Linked DNA regions of Homo sapiens: region 2 is linked to region 1. Evidence: chromatin contacts called from ENCODE Hi-C or POLR2A ChIA-PET data. All regions are on one chromosome and are shown on one strand. The core of a region is the stretch at or near the end of the contact, and the rest is flanking DNA. Distances in the headings are between cores, read along the strand shown.

Region 1 (6,944 bases), core at 1,129-3,628:
TTGTAAACCACCAGTAATCAGCAGACTGTTGCTAAACTTCAGCCATTGCCCATAAGAATGCCTTGTGAGTTCATGACACTGTGCAATCGAGAAAGCATAGCCATGCCAGCAAAGCAGACTTCCTAGAGAACATAGGACAATGTGGTGTGGGTGTCAAGGGTGTGGGCAAGCAGTGTGGTTGGGAGGGTTGGTTATTCAGCTGGCTTTTCTGCGACACCTGCACACGTGGAGAGTCAACCATGGCACCTGTTGCCTAGTGCATGTTTTAAGAGTCTTATGGATGATGAGAGGACCTTCGTGAATTCACTACTGAAGATAGGTCATTTTTAATTAAAAAAATTATTTGGATGTCAGAGGAAGAAGTAGGGAATGAAAGAATATAATTCTGTAAAAGAAGTTTTGTTTCTTAAATGGTATGCAATGAGCCCACATGCAGGCTTATTTTATAAAATGTGCTAAAATTCATAAAAACATTGCCTAGTCCAAGTTTACGCCATTATTATGCTAAAGCTTACTAGATAGCAATGATAATAGCAGTCTTACTGAAGCCTAGCAAAGTTTGAAGAAATTTGTACGCATCTGCATACTGTAAGGAAAATAATAGCTACAGCCCCATCTTATAAATTAGGAAGCTAGGTTCAGAGAGGCTAAGAACTGTGACCAGAGACATACAGCCAACAGTAATTATGGATTAGAGCATAAAACTCAAAATAAAACAATGTCTAAACTTGAATTTTAATTATTTAGAGTGCTCAAAATGCTACATTATAATCATTAAAAATACTGAGTTATAAGCATAGTTACATCAAAACTATTAAACTTTCACCATAATTGTTTGCCTTTAATCTCATGAAACTTAAGTGAACAAGCAAAAAAATTGTCAAAGTAGATTATCTTTGTTAAAGATAGACTACTGGGCCAGGTGATGTACCTCACACCTGTAATCCCATACTTTGTGGGGCTGAGGTGGCGGATAGCTTAAGCCCAGGAATTCAAGACCAGCCTGGGCAACATGGTGAAACCCTGTCTCTTCTAAAAATACAAAAATTAGCTGGGTGTGGTGGTGCACGCCTGTAGTGCCAGCTGCTGTGGAGGCTGAGGTGGGAAGATTGCTTGAGTCCCAGGAGGCAGAGGTTGCAGTGAGCCAAGATCAGGCCTCTGCACTCCAGCCTGGGCACAGAGTCAGGTCCTATCTCAAAAAAAAAAAAAAAAAAAAAGACTACTGAACATCCTCACATTTTAGAAATTACTATAACTATTTGTCATAGTTTAGGATCCTGCAGCACAGCCTACAGACATCATAAAATAATCAGTTGCAAAACCAGACTTCTGCTTTTTGTGTCTACTCTCATCTTGCACCCAAACTGTGAGTCACTTTGATTGAGCTTCATAAACATAAAAGCAAATTATTTACTAATATATTTATCTGCAGTCTCCATCTCTTAATTTAGTATTGTTTCCTGGACTTTTAAGACTGTCATAAATGTTTGTGGTTTTTCAGGTGGTTGAAGTGAATGGAGTCATTGTAAAACGCTTTCAATCAGCTGACCAATGCTTTATATAACATAAACCTACTTTATCATCCTCTCCTAAAGAAGAGAAGATTTAGCTAGAATAATTATTAACAGAAGATGTGGAGATACAGAAGAAACTAGAAAATATCTCACAATCAATACATCTTTCAAGCAGTCAATCATTTGTCACTCATATTGCTTTTTTAAACCCAGCTTTACATGGAAGGAATAAATGGAACTCCAGTTTGGTTTTTCTTCTTTTTTTTTTTTTCTGTTAAGGCAGATTTAAAATTTTTTTTGGTTTACTTTTCATTGAATTTTGTCAGTTCTTGGTCGAATGTATGTATGTGTGTGGTTTTTAAAGAGGTCATGCCTGTTTCTTTTTTTTAACGAACTAGAAGTATGTATTATAGCATGTTAGAATTGAAAGGGACCCCAAAGATGATCTAGTTCAGCCTTCCCATTTGACAGTTGAGGAAACACTTTGTTTGGCATTTCTTTACTTTAAGGAAAGTTGGGGCACTGCCAAAATCAACACTGCCTGCTTTGAGTTTTCACTGCTTGTCGGACAAACCTTAGGTTGGGGGATTGGGGGATATATACAAACAGGGACTAAAACAAGCAACATCATGCCGTCAGCCATCAATCTGGTTGTTGTCTTATTCTTCCCCAAAATAATTTCAAGTCAACTATAGACACAAACACTTGAAATGTATTAATTTATTTATTAAATAAAAATGGCTGATATTTTGCTTACTAAAAATCTGATTATTTCTTTGGCTCCTGGTTAGATGAGCAAGTCAAATGTTAACAACCTGAGTACCATCGTCTATAACAAAACAGTGAATCAGCACCCTCTAGCACATTTCTGAGTCACTACTTTTTAAAAAAACCTTTTAAAAAATGTAACTGAAACTAAAATATTCTAAACACTGTGCTGGGTTTTTCATACTATCTCATTTTTAATTCTCATAAAATTGCACAACATAGCTTGAGACAGCTCTGTAAGTAGATAAAGATAATATACAATGTAGTGAGGTCTACTTCGTGTGTGGAAAGAGAGTTGTGGTCAGAGAGCAGCTGACTCTACTGAGGGAAGCAATGATGAATGAGAAGAGGCCCTGGATCCCTGGGAGCTCCCACCATAGTAGGAGAGACAGATCCCTGGAAAGGAATGTTGCAATAGGCATGTCAAGAACTATTGCACAGTTATTTCTTTTTAAATGGTGTGAGAGCAAAAAAAATAGAAATGCTAACTCTGGGGGTTTTGAAGATGACTTGAATGAAGAAGTTACATCAGACTGAGTATTAAAGGAAGAGAGTAGTTTGCCAGGTGAAAAACAGAAATGTCATTTAAGGAAGAAAGAAAAACAAGTGAGAAGGCATGGTATTGAGGAAGACTGTGATGTGTATGCACAGGAAAAGTAAGGGGGTCAGTGGTGCTGGAAACCGGGGTGCATGGGATGAAGTGGGGTGGAGATGTGTGGAGCAAGTCTGGGACAAGCTTCTGTGCCAATGTAGGGATATGGAAGTTGTCCTCTGGAAAACTGGAAGTATTGGAGGTTTTCAGTTGGAAAATAATGTAATTGGATTGCTGTCTTTCTCTTGCCATAAAAATTAAGAAATATAATCCTTAATGAGGAAAAAATACTAAAACATTAAAACAGATATAGTGTATAAAGCATAATTGTAAACACCTCTGTAACATATAACATTGTGAAAACCCTTCATCTCCTCCCCAGTCATATGTCATGGAAGCCCCAAAAATGATAACCACTGTCCTGATTCTTAATCACTTCTTTGTTGTTCCTTAGTTTTTTCACTTATGTATACATACTCAGAAAAGACAGTCTATTTAGACTAGTTCTGAACTTTTTATAAATGGAATAATACTGAACATATTCTTTGTGTTTAAGTTTTATTGCTCAATGTTTTGTTTTAAAGATTCATCCTTGTTGATATTTATTTATTTACTTTGCTATATAGTATTTTCTTGTTTGACTATTTCACAGTTTATCTTGTCTGTTGTATATTTTTCTTTGGTTTTTAAAATCATTCTTATGTTTATTTGATCAGTTTTTATGTTTATTACCAGTTCTTTTATACCAGCTTTTTAAAAATAGCAATTATGAACAATATGAGCTTTTGTACTCTGTATCCCATTCACATGGTGCATAACAGTCTCTAGGGTATACTCAAATTCACTTTTTAAAAGATTTTATTTTCCTATGTGCAGTTTTAGGTTCATAGCAAAATTCAGAGAAGGGTATAGCGATTTCCCACATACCTCCTGCTCCCACACATTCATATCCTCCCCCATTATCAACACATCCCACCAGAGTGATATGTTTGTTGCAACTGATAAACCTACATTGACACATGATAATCACCCAAAGTCCACAGTTTATATTAGGGTTCACTCTTATGTACATTCTACATGTTTGGACAGATGTGTAATGACATTTGTCCACCATTATAGTATCCAGATTAGTTTCACTGCCCTGAAAATCCTCTAGGTTCTGCTTGTTGATTCCTCTTGCCCCACAACTTCAGGCAAACACTGATTATTTTACTGTCTTTAGAGTTTTGCCTTTTCCAGAATAGTTGTAATTATACAGTATGTAGCCTTTTCAGATTGGCTTCTTTCACTTAGTAATATGCATTTGTTTCTTTCATGTCTCTTCATGGCTTGATAGCTCATTTCTCTTTAGCATTGAACAATACTCCATTGTCTGGATGTGCGATAGTTTATTTACCATTTATCCATTCACCTACTGATGGACATCTTGGTTGCTTCTAACTTTTGGCAATTACAAGTAAAGCTGCTATAAACATCCATTTGCAAGTTTTCGTGTGGGCATAAGTTTTCAACTCAATTGAAATATCAATTGGTATCAATTGGATAGATACCAAAGAGCATGATTGCTGGATCATATCGTAAGAGTATTTTAGTATTGTAAGAAACTGCCAAACTGCCTTCCAAAGTGGCTGCACCATTTTTCATCCCCACCAACAACAAATGACATATTCATTTTTCAGGAAGTTAACTCTGACAGGACTGAGTGGCATAAACTGCAGTGAGGTGATGTAATGAGAATGTGGACCACATTCAGTGAGGTTGGAGAGGAGAGGTCCACACTGAGGGGTGGACCTGAAGCAGACTTAAGCTGCACAAGAAATGGAGTGGCATCACCAGTGACCCTGAGTTTTCTAGCTTGAAAGATTAATATCCTTATCTGACATCAAAATTCAGGAAAAATAAGTTGTAACATAAGCTGAGTTCTATATTATGTTTGAAATGATTGCTAAACAAATAAGTGAAGATATCTTCTAGGCAGTTAAAAATGCCCATGTAGAACTTAGGAAAGGGAGATGAATATTTGGAAATGTTAACACAGAGTTGGTTGTTGAAGCCCTAGGAAAAGAGAATAATATCATTACCAACACTTTTGAGCATTTGCTATGTGCCAGGCACTATTAGAAGAATGTTGTATGTTTCAACTCTTAATTTTCACAACAACCCAATGAGGCAGATAATATTATTTTCATATTACAGATAACTGAGGCACAGAGAGATCTACTACCTTGCTTAAGGTCACATGTCTAGTCTGTGGTGGTGCCAAGAGGAGATTATTCAGGGTGTGTATGTGGAAAGTACCCAATTTTAGTGAGTACCAATATTAATGGTTGGGAGGAGGAGGGAGAGCCTATGAAGGAGGCTTGGATGAATAGTCAGGGAGTCTGGAGGAGAGCCAGAGAGTGTTATTAGCAGCCAAACTTAAATTACCTTAATCAGGTAAGTACTGCAGGTGCCTGGCACTACCAGAGGAGGTCAGGTATCATGCCAAAGTAGAGTCACAGATCGTCAAGCTCTGAATCTACCTGTGAATGAAACTTATTCAAGATTGGTTCATTGCTTCCAAGATAGGAGGTGAACTTTTTTTTTTTTAACTTTTAAAATAAATCTAAAAGTAAAATATAAAAAAAAAATTCTTGCCCTTGGGTTGCTTTCTCAGTTAAAGTAAAAAGAAAAATCCCTCCCATAAATAATTCAGTTATGTGTGGGTATGGAAAGATAGTGGACAATGGGGAGTGGGGCTAGTGGGGAAGAGAACTGTGCTGAGTAAACAAGACAAAAGCAGTTGAGCTGAGTGGGAAGGAGAACAGGAAGAAGTCTGGGACAGTCCCTGTTCTGCCCAGGCCTGCACCTCCACCATCCCCCGCTGTGGCTTGGTGACTCTGATTAAAGTGGATGGGAGTAGGTGTCCAGGTGGCCCTTCAGCTGCACCTGGAACCTAACCCATGACCTTGTTTGTTGCTGGTGTTGCCTTGTTCCTCCGTGGATAAGCTACCTACTGTTTTCCACAGGGTTGGCAATTCAAGATTCCTTACGTTATTCTGAGCTGTGTGATGTGCTCAGACCGGCATGGCCTGTGCAGAAGGGCTCACATTCTAAGCTGAATAAAATAGGAATGGTGCTGGCTCTGCAGTAGGAGAAGAGAAAATCTAAGCCTGCTTCTCATTCATTCATTCATCGATTCACTCACTGTTCCCACAAATATGTACTGAACACCTACAAAGTCCTAGGCACTATGCCAAGACCTGTGTAACTGAAAGAGGATTAAGTCAGGTGTTATCCATGCCCTCTTGGAATGTATAATCTAGTGGAGGAGACGAACAAAAATTAACAAGCAACAAATGAAAGATAAAACTCCTACATGTAATAAGGAAAAAATGCAGCTAAGAAAGGTGAAGGGGTGGATGGGGAACTGTTTAGAAAGACTGGTCATAGAAGATGTGGTGGAGACTTCCTGTACTCGTCCATGTCAGGTTCTCTGCCTTTAAGGCATGGGAAAGAACCATACTTCCTCTTTCCATTGCAGTTCGGTGAAACCTTGTGGCTAGTTCTGAACAGATATTGGTATTTGAAGCAGGGTGCTTTATTAATTTAAAAACCCTAAAATATGTGGCATGGGCTTCGCAGTTCAGTGGTGGACAGCATAGAAATTGATAATGGAGGCTAGATAGATGACAATTCTTGTTATGTGGTGGTTGGTAAAGCCAACTTCTGTATTAACTTGGAGGAAGATTATGTAGCTAAAGAAAATAAGACTCTAAGGGAAAGGATTGGAAAATAATGTGTCTACTGTGTGTTAGCAACTACTATTTTTTTAAAGGAATATAAAATTATTTATTAACCACTGTTCACCAGTATTTACAATAAAGTAAACAATATACAGTTGAATAACATTCTGATTACTACAAAGTTGTTCTTCCTGGCTTTTGCTGAACCAGTAAAGCAAAGTGAAGATTGAGCCTACATGTAAGGAATGAGTTGGGGTAAAGAAAAAACATGCAGGTCAATAGGTTAGATTACAAAAGGTTGTTCACACATTTGTAGCAGCAGGTCCTAAACTGCCAACATCTCTA
Region 2 (6,944 bases), core at 1,274-3,773, 110 kb after region 1:
ACCATTGCCAGTAGATTGTTTGGTTTTGTGACAACAAAGCTTACATTTATTGATGTACTTATCACATACTGTATAAATATTTCATATCTTAATTTAGTCCTGATAATATTGAGAGACTGATATTACTACCCCATTTTACAGATAAGTAAATCAAAGCTCAAAAAGTTTATGTAACTTGTATAATTCAGGGCTAATAAACTGGATCAAGATATCCCAAGATCATGCTATTTCCATTTCACTAGGCCATCTTCTGTGACTGTCTCAGTCACATTTCAAGAATATACATTATTTTTCAGTTAGATTTTTGTGAATTGACCACAAAATCACCTTGAATTCAAATCTTTTCTTTGCCCATGCCCTATTCTAAAATATCTTCCTCACATTAACTTCACTCCATGTCAATCTGCCTTCTAGATATATGCCAAAAATATCTTTCTAAGTGCAAATTGAATGATGAGATCCCTTCCCTACTGCATATAAAGCCCTTCAGTGATTTTCTACTAGCCTAAGAACAAACCCACTTTCTTGGCATAACATGCAAGGCTTCAACATCTGGCCCTTGACCACTTTTACATGACTCCTATGAGCATGTGAGTCCAAATGTGTTGAGGTTCTGCCAACTATTCATGCTATTTTCCTTTACCTTCTTAGAACTCTCTTTACCTTCTTGCATTTGATGAACTTCTTTTTAATAATTTAGGCTTTTGCATTATCTCCTCTGGGAAGTATTCCCTGATAATCCTTTCCCTTAAGTGAGTTCATTCCATTGTGCTTCCTCGGGTGCTCTGATTACTCATATCAAAAACTATCCCATTGTACCATATTTCTTGGATTGCTCATTTGTCTCCTTTTTTAGGCTTAAAAATTATAGAGAAAATGAATGCATCTTTAATTATTCACATCTGAGTTCCCCATAACCAAGCACATGTATTACACATGGGGGAAGGTCAACCTGGAGCTCAGTAAATGATTGTTTATAGGTTAATGGGCATCTGAGATGGCTTTTCCTCCGCCATGCTGGCCTCTGTTTAGTTAAATGGTAATAAATACCACTTTGTAGGTTTTAGCCTCCGTAGAGTACAACTATCCCACTGTGCACACACTGGAAACTTCAGGCCTGTTGGTAAATCACAAGATGCAGAAGAGGCCTTCACTACCCAAGCTGTGGCTGCATACTGCTAGCGTCCCTAAATATGTGGAACTTACCTCTCTCACTTTACATAAGAAGTGCAAAATATTGAAAACAGTAAAATGAAAAGAAAAAAAGGATTCTAAGAATAGAAAACAGCCATTTGATTCAATCTTTAAAAGCCGACACTAAATAGTCTCAAAAACTAGTTCATTTTCCTTTTAAAGTATGTTTCAAAGACACATAATGAGACTGGTCAGCAAATGATTATTTGAGGACAAGGGAAATGAAAAGGAAAACAATATGTTACTACATGGCACAGTGACTATGCTATTCATTTATTTTTAATCTTTTTTTTTTTTTTTTTTTGAGATGGAGTCTCTCTCTGTCACCTGAGCATTATTATGGCATGATCTGGGTTCAGCGCAACTTCTGCCTTCTGGGTTCAAGAAGTTCTCGTGCCTCAGCCTCCCGAGTAGCTAGAATTACAGGCATGTGCCACCATGCCCGACTAATTTTTGTATTTTTAGTAGAAATAGGGTTTCACCATGTTGGCCAGGCTATTCTCAAACTCCTGGCCTCAAGTGATCCGCCTGCCTGACCTCCCAAAGTACTGAGATTACAAGTATGAGCCACCACACCCAGCCAACTATGCTATTTATAATACATTTAGAAACATGAGTCTCTTCACTGACTTGCTTTTTAGCTGCAAAAGATAAGAGGAAAGTGCAATTCAGGAAAAAATATCAGTGAACACCTGTTGGTACATCATTGAAAATGCCTTAGAAGGTTACTATTATTATGTATCATATCATTTTCATCACCATCATTATCAAATACTTATTAAACACCCAAAGAATGCATAGGCCTATAACTGATAGTTGAGAAGTAAGGTTGAACTAAAAGCAAAGAAAGGTATGTATCATATGTAAGGTTAATTGGTGGGTTATAGCATCTGTCACTTCAAGGACAGTACTTAGAATCCATTCCAAGTTAACTGGTCAAATTTCTTTGTAACTCAAAAACGAAGTTGAAATGGCTGGGCCTATGCCCTCCATCAGACCTATTTCCAAATCATATCATTAGCACGTTGTTGATATACTAAAGATGGGAAAAGCAAATTTTATGTCCATATTTTAGTTCTTAGGTTTGTAGGAATCCCCCCTCCCATGGCTGTTGCTTGAATATTTGATGCATTGATACTTCCTGTTTTTCTTTTTAATAATGATGTGAAGATGCTGGGTTGGATTTTGATCACCTTGGCAACCATTGCTGCCTTAGTCTCCTGCTGTGTGGCAAAGTGCTGCTCTCCCCTCACCTCTCTGCAACATTGCTACTGGACCAGCCACCTCCAGAATGAGAGAGAACTCTTTGAACAAGCAGCAGAGCAGCACTCTCGGCTCCTCATGATGCATCGCATAAAGAAGCTATTTGGCTTCATTCCCGGGAGTGAAGACGTCAAACACATCCGCATTCCTTCTTGTCAGGACTGGAAAGATATTTCAGTACCCACTCTTTTATGCATGGGTGATGACTTGCAAGGTCACTATAGCTTCCTTGGAAATAGGGTGGATGAGGATAATGAGGAAGACAGATCAAGAGGTATTGAATTAAAACCTTGATTACAGCACCTTTCATGAGTCAGGTTGCTTAGCAGATACTTGGCTTTTATGGCTTTTATGATCAGGCCATTTCAATGTAATCTCTTCATCTTTTTCTTTCTCTCTGATATTTGTTTACGTAAGTCCATCTCAAATATTATTTCTAAAATCAATCTATTAGATAATTGTGCCAATCTCTCATTTTGAAATTTTGCCAATGGTCTGGTAATGCCTAGAGTGGAATGTGAAGTCACATGGAAATTTGCATCTTAGTTCTGTTACTTAGTAGCTGTGTGAAAATTAATATTTCTGAGTGCCATTTTGTCATCTGCACATTGTAGCTACCTCCTAGAGCTATTATGAGAATTAAACATGATAATACAAAGTGTTTAGCACAGTGTCTTTCATAAAAATAGATGCTAATGAATGTTACTTTCTCTCTTTCTCTTTTGCATTCCATGTCTTCTATTCACCATTTTCCCTGCCTCTATTTTCTGGTTTTATCAGTTTCTACCTTTATATAATGTCCAGAACTTTTCACAGCCTCCCCCTCTTTCTTCAGACCTAAATATCTGACCTTTTGGGAAGCAGGACAGAAACCTCTTTCTAATCCAGTAACATGTGAGGGAGAAGCCCATGCAGGAAGCTCTTGAGTTACTGTACTATAACCTGGGGACAATGATATATTATTTATCATTATTAGTATCATGTTATTTGTAGCACCTCCATACTAGGAGCATTTTTATGGCCACTACATATAAAGTTTCTTCTAGAAAGCTTCTCCACTGTGCTCTACTCCAGAGATACCATTTGTACCTTTTCATTACCAAATTGCACCTTTGCACTCAAAATCCATTTGTGAAACCAAAACTGCAGTCTGTACTTGTATATCCATTATCTGTAACTACAAAAGAGGATAATTCCTGCTTGGTGTTGCTCTGCCTGGCTTTACTAAATGCAGCCTACAGTATCTGGACAATTTTCTAATTTATCTAGATTATTTCTGTGATATATAGTGACTCGTGCCTGATTTTTGCTACGTTCACTGAAGCAACTTGCTCATTAGCAAAAATAAGTTGTCTGAGGGCATTCTGTCTATTTATTTCTTCAGTCAAAACAATGCTTACTGGACAGTGGACCAACTGCCAATAGTCAATCCAATTTTCAAGATTCACTTTCAAGGAGACCAAGGAACTTGACTATACTATCTAAAATGCAATCAATTACTTGGTAATCTACTTTTACACAATTATGGAAGGTTTTATTTTCTATAAAGTTCTGGGTCCTTGAACTTAATAGGAAGAAGCAGAAAATGAATTTTTAAGAAATCAAAATGTTTTCAGGTTTTGTTTTGTCCTTCAATAAGAGACTGCATATTGTAGCTCTTTGCTGGGACAGGAGAACTGTCCTGCCCTCACCATTACTCATCTGTCATTTGACCTTGGACAAATCAGTCCATCTCTCTGGACCCTGGATTTTTTTCATCTATACAATAAAAGGGATGATAATATTTTACCTCTTGGAAGAAAATAACTGAACTAAATAACTGCTTAAGGTCTCTTTTACATCAAGTACGATTTTTATGTTTATGTTTATATATATATACAGGTCAATATGCATACATCTTTCTGAAATGGTAGTAGACCCACGTTGCTTCTCTTGGAAGGAAAATGTCCCCAACTCTGAATCTGAGCTTTCTCTGAAAACATTTACTGGCATTCCACTTTTAAAAGAATGTTAATGTACTGATCTTTTTCAAGTCATCAAGGAAAGCCATTCCAGTTTGTCTACTAACTCTACACTCAGTACTGATATGACATTACATGAAGGATGTTAAAAATACAAATAGAAGTATGTTGTGGAAGGCAACTAGGGTTCTAGTTCCACACTGATACAAATGAACTGTGTAAATATGGAATGTCACATCCATTTTGTTCCCTAAGGTCTGCTCCAGTTCTAAAATTCTGTTCCTATATAACTGATAATTTTTTATATTCTTCTGTATTGGAACATACTAGTTAAATGAACACTTTCAACCATGCTCAGAATTAGTTTATTAGTTGTCAGGAACTATACCACAGTAAAGACTCTTCAATAAGATTTTCGGTTAACAACAAAATCAAAGAATATTTGAAGTTATAGCATTACATCATCAGAAAGAAGATTAATAGTTGTTTATACCCTAATACCAGGAAACTATTTCCACTAGCTTCTGAAGCCCTTCTACATCAAACTCTTTTAGTGTATGATGTAAAAATTTTATATTTTGAGCCAGTTAATCATGATCTTCCCCTATAACTTTCTGGCAAAGGATTCTAAGTATTCGTTGGCTCTTCTACATGGCTTCAGAATGATTTATAGCATCTATGTGAACATTTAAAAGGTAGTACACACCCCTGGGATTTCATCTTACAGTACATTATCTATCTCAGATCAAATAAATGGAATTTTTAGTATTTTGGGGGGGGGGGGGGCTATGGTCTATAGCATTTTTTTGCTCCACAGCTAGTTAAATGAAACTTTTTCATTAAGAACATGGTACTCCCTCCCCTTTATGCTTAATGGATTTATGTAATTATAAAACATATAATTAAAGTCAATTATGTGCTAATACTACTTTATATTTTGCTACCAAATGCTTTTGGCTACCACATCAAACCCTGGAGCTTGACATATATAAACCTGCTCCTTTCTTAATTTCATTAGCTCCTCCACGGTCCCATCATGACCTAAGTTGCCACCTTCCCAGGAGACAAATACAAACCAATGTGTAAATGTGTTTTACTCAGCTTTCTTTATGTTTTCCAAAGCTGAATTGTAGAACCGCATTTATACTCTGTCCTTCTCTGTGTCTCTTTTCTCTGTTCTCAGTCTTCCATTCATTTTTTGTAGAAATTCTAATGCATGATTGTAATAAACAACAGTGAGATTTTGCTAGTTGTTTTCTTGCATTTGGTTTGTATCACAAAGGGACATCACATTAATCCTATAAAAGTTTGAAGTATCATGGCCAACCAAAGGCCTTCTGAATGCAAGACTAGGTAGATATTTGCTATCTTGAAAACATAAGGTGTGGAGATACAACTTTAACTTCTAAATAGAGTCTACAGAAATTTAGTACCAGTCAATAAAGAACAGATACTGGCAGGCTGAAGAGCGTAGACTGCTACGCAACTGGCTTCTTGAGCTGGGGGGCGTAAATCCATAAATGTGACGTCTGGACCGAAGAGCAATAAATGGTATTTCCAGAGAGGCAAACTGTAGTATTCCTGACCTGATTATTTTTCTGCAGTAACAACCAAGTATGATTAAGCTTCTGTAATTTCAGTATACCAGAACTTCAGGAACAAAACAAAACGCATGGATTTCAAGTATGGTTTCCTCTGCTGCCACCCAGTGGTCAAAACAGGTGTCTGCACCCATCTGTGGTGACAGTAGTAGTAGCAAAAACAAGTAGTGCTCTCTGTATGCCAGTAACTTTTAACAAATTATCCTAGTTACACCTTTGGACACGTGACAAATAGTCACCCATTAGAAAGTAACTTGCTGAAATGATATTAAATAACATTAATTCTTTATTAATTCATTGAGTAACTGAGATACAGAGAAGTAATTGAGATACAGAGAAATCAAGCAATGTGCCAAGGGTCACGTAAGGGTTGAAGCCAGAATCCACCCCTGGACCCTGCACTCTGCAGCACTGTGCTGGAATACAGCAATGAGGTACGTTATCAATCTTCCAAGGCCTTGTAGGTGTTAGGAGGATATCCCTAATACTTCTGTCGATGAATAACTGAAACATCCTGGGCTCTGACCGTGTGTTGCCATATCACGTAAGTCGCTCTCTTTCCACCTAAATCATACCTGCATACATCAGGGCCCACTTTCAAGGCACTATGCTTCTTAGCAAAGTGACCTGTCCACTCTCACTGGGGCATAACATTGGACCTGATCTCCCCAACAGCCAGTGGCACTGATTCTATTAGCCGCAGACTAACAACAAACCTGCTCTGGAGTATCAGGTATTCTCTTTCTCATGCATGGCATGGGCATGGCACTACTGTAATCTGTCCATTTATTTTCAGTAGGCCATAGTTATGAAGTGTCAAAACAGGGATCAGGAAAACACCATCTCCTATCATTTATGTTGTCTTGCACAAGCCAGCCTCTCTGGGACTTCAATTTTCCCCTCCACGAGAAAGGAGAGGGTGGTT

The links. A loop is a pair of places that touch in the nucleus more often than their neighbours do. ChIA-PET counts read pairs that join two places held with the same protein, here RNA polymerase II (POLR2A). Pooled maps may share reads with other maps.
Region 2: a loop to region 1 is called in a map of IMR-90, with 2.4 times the contacts of the local background. The contact joins two enhancer-like sites. A Hi-C loop is called at or near these places in 3 of 168 maps with a recorded cell type or tissue (Caco-2, IMR-90 and thyroid gland) and 12 of 50 pooled maps. POLR2A ChIA-PET finds 5 or more read pairs at or near these places in 2 of 52 experiments (AG04450 and MCF 10A).

Annotation. Positions count from the first base shown.
Region 1 is chr6:116,445,198-116,452,141 of GRCh38, forward strand. No RefSeq gene overlaps it. Among named protein-coding and RNA genes, the nearest start is that of CALHM6, 13 kb to the right of the region's middle. Within about 2 kb of position 2,379, at least 4 of the 41 ENCODE cell types and tissues checked have a DNase peak (open chromatin) inside an H3K27ac peak, as active enhancers do.
Region 2 is chr6:116,555,461-116,562,404 of GRCh38, forward strand. It overlaps CALHM4 (calcium homeostasis modulator family member 4), which reads left to right. Exons shown (of 2, transcript NM_001366078.2): 2 at 2,365-5,667. The coding sequence ends at 2,751. Among named protein-coding and RNA genes, the nearest start is that of CALHM4, 5.2 kb to the left of the region's middle. Within about 2 kb of position 2,524, at least 5 of the 41 ENCODE cell types and tissues checked have a DNase peak (open chromatin) inside an H3K27ac peak, as active enhancers do.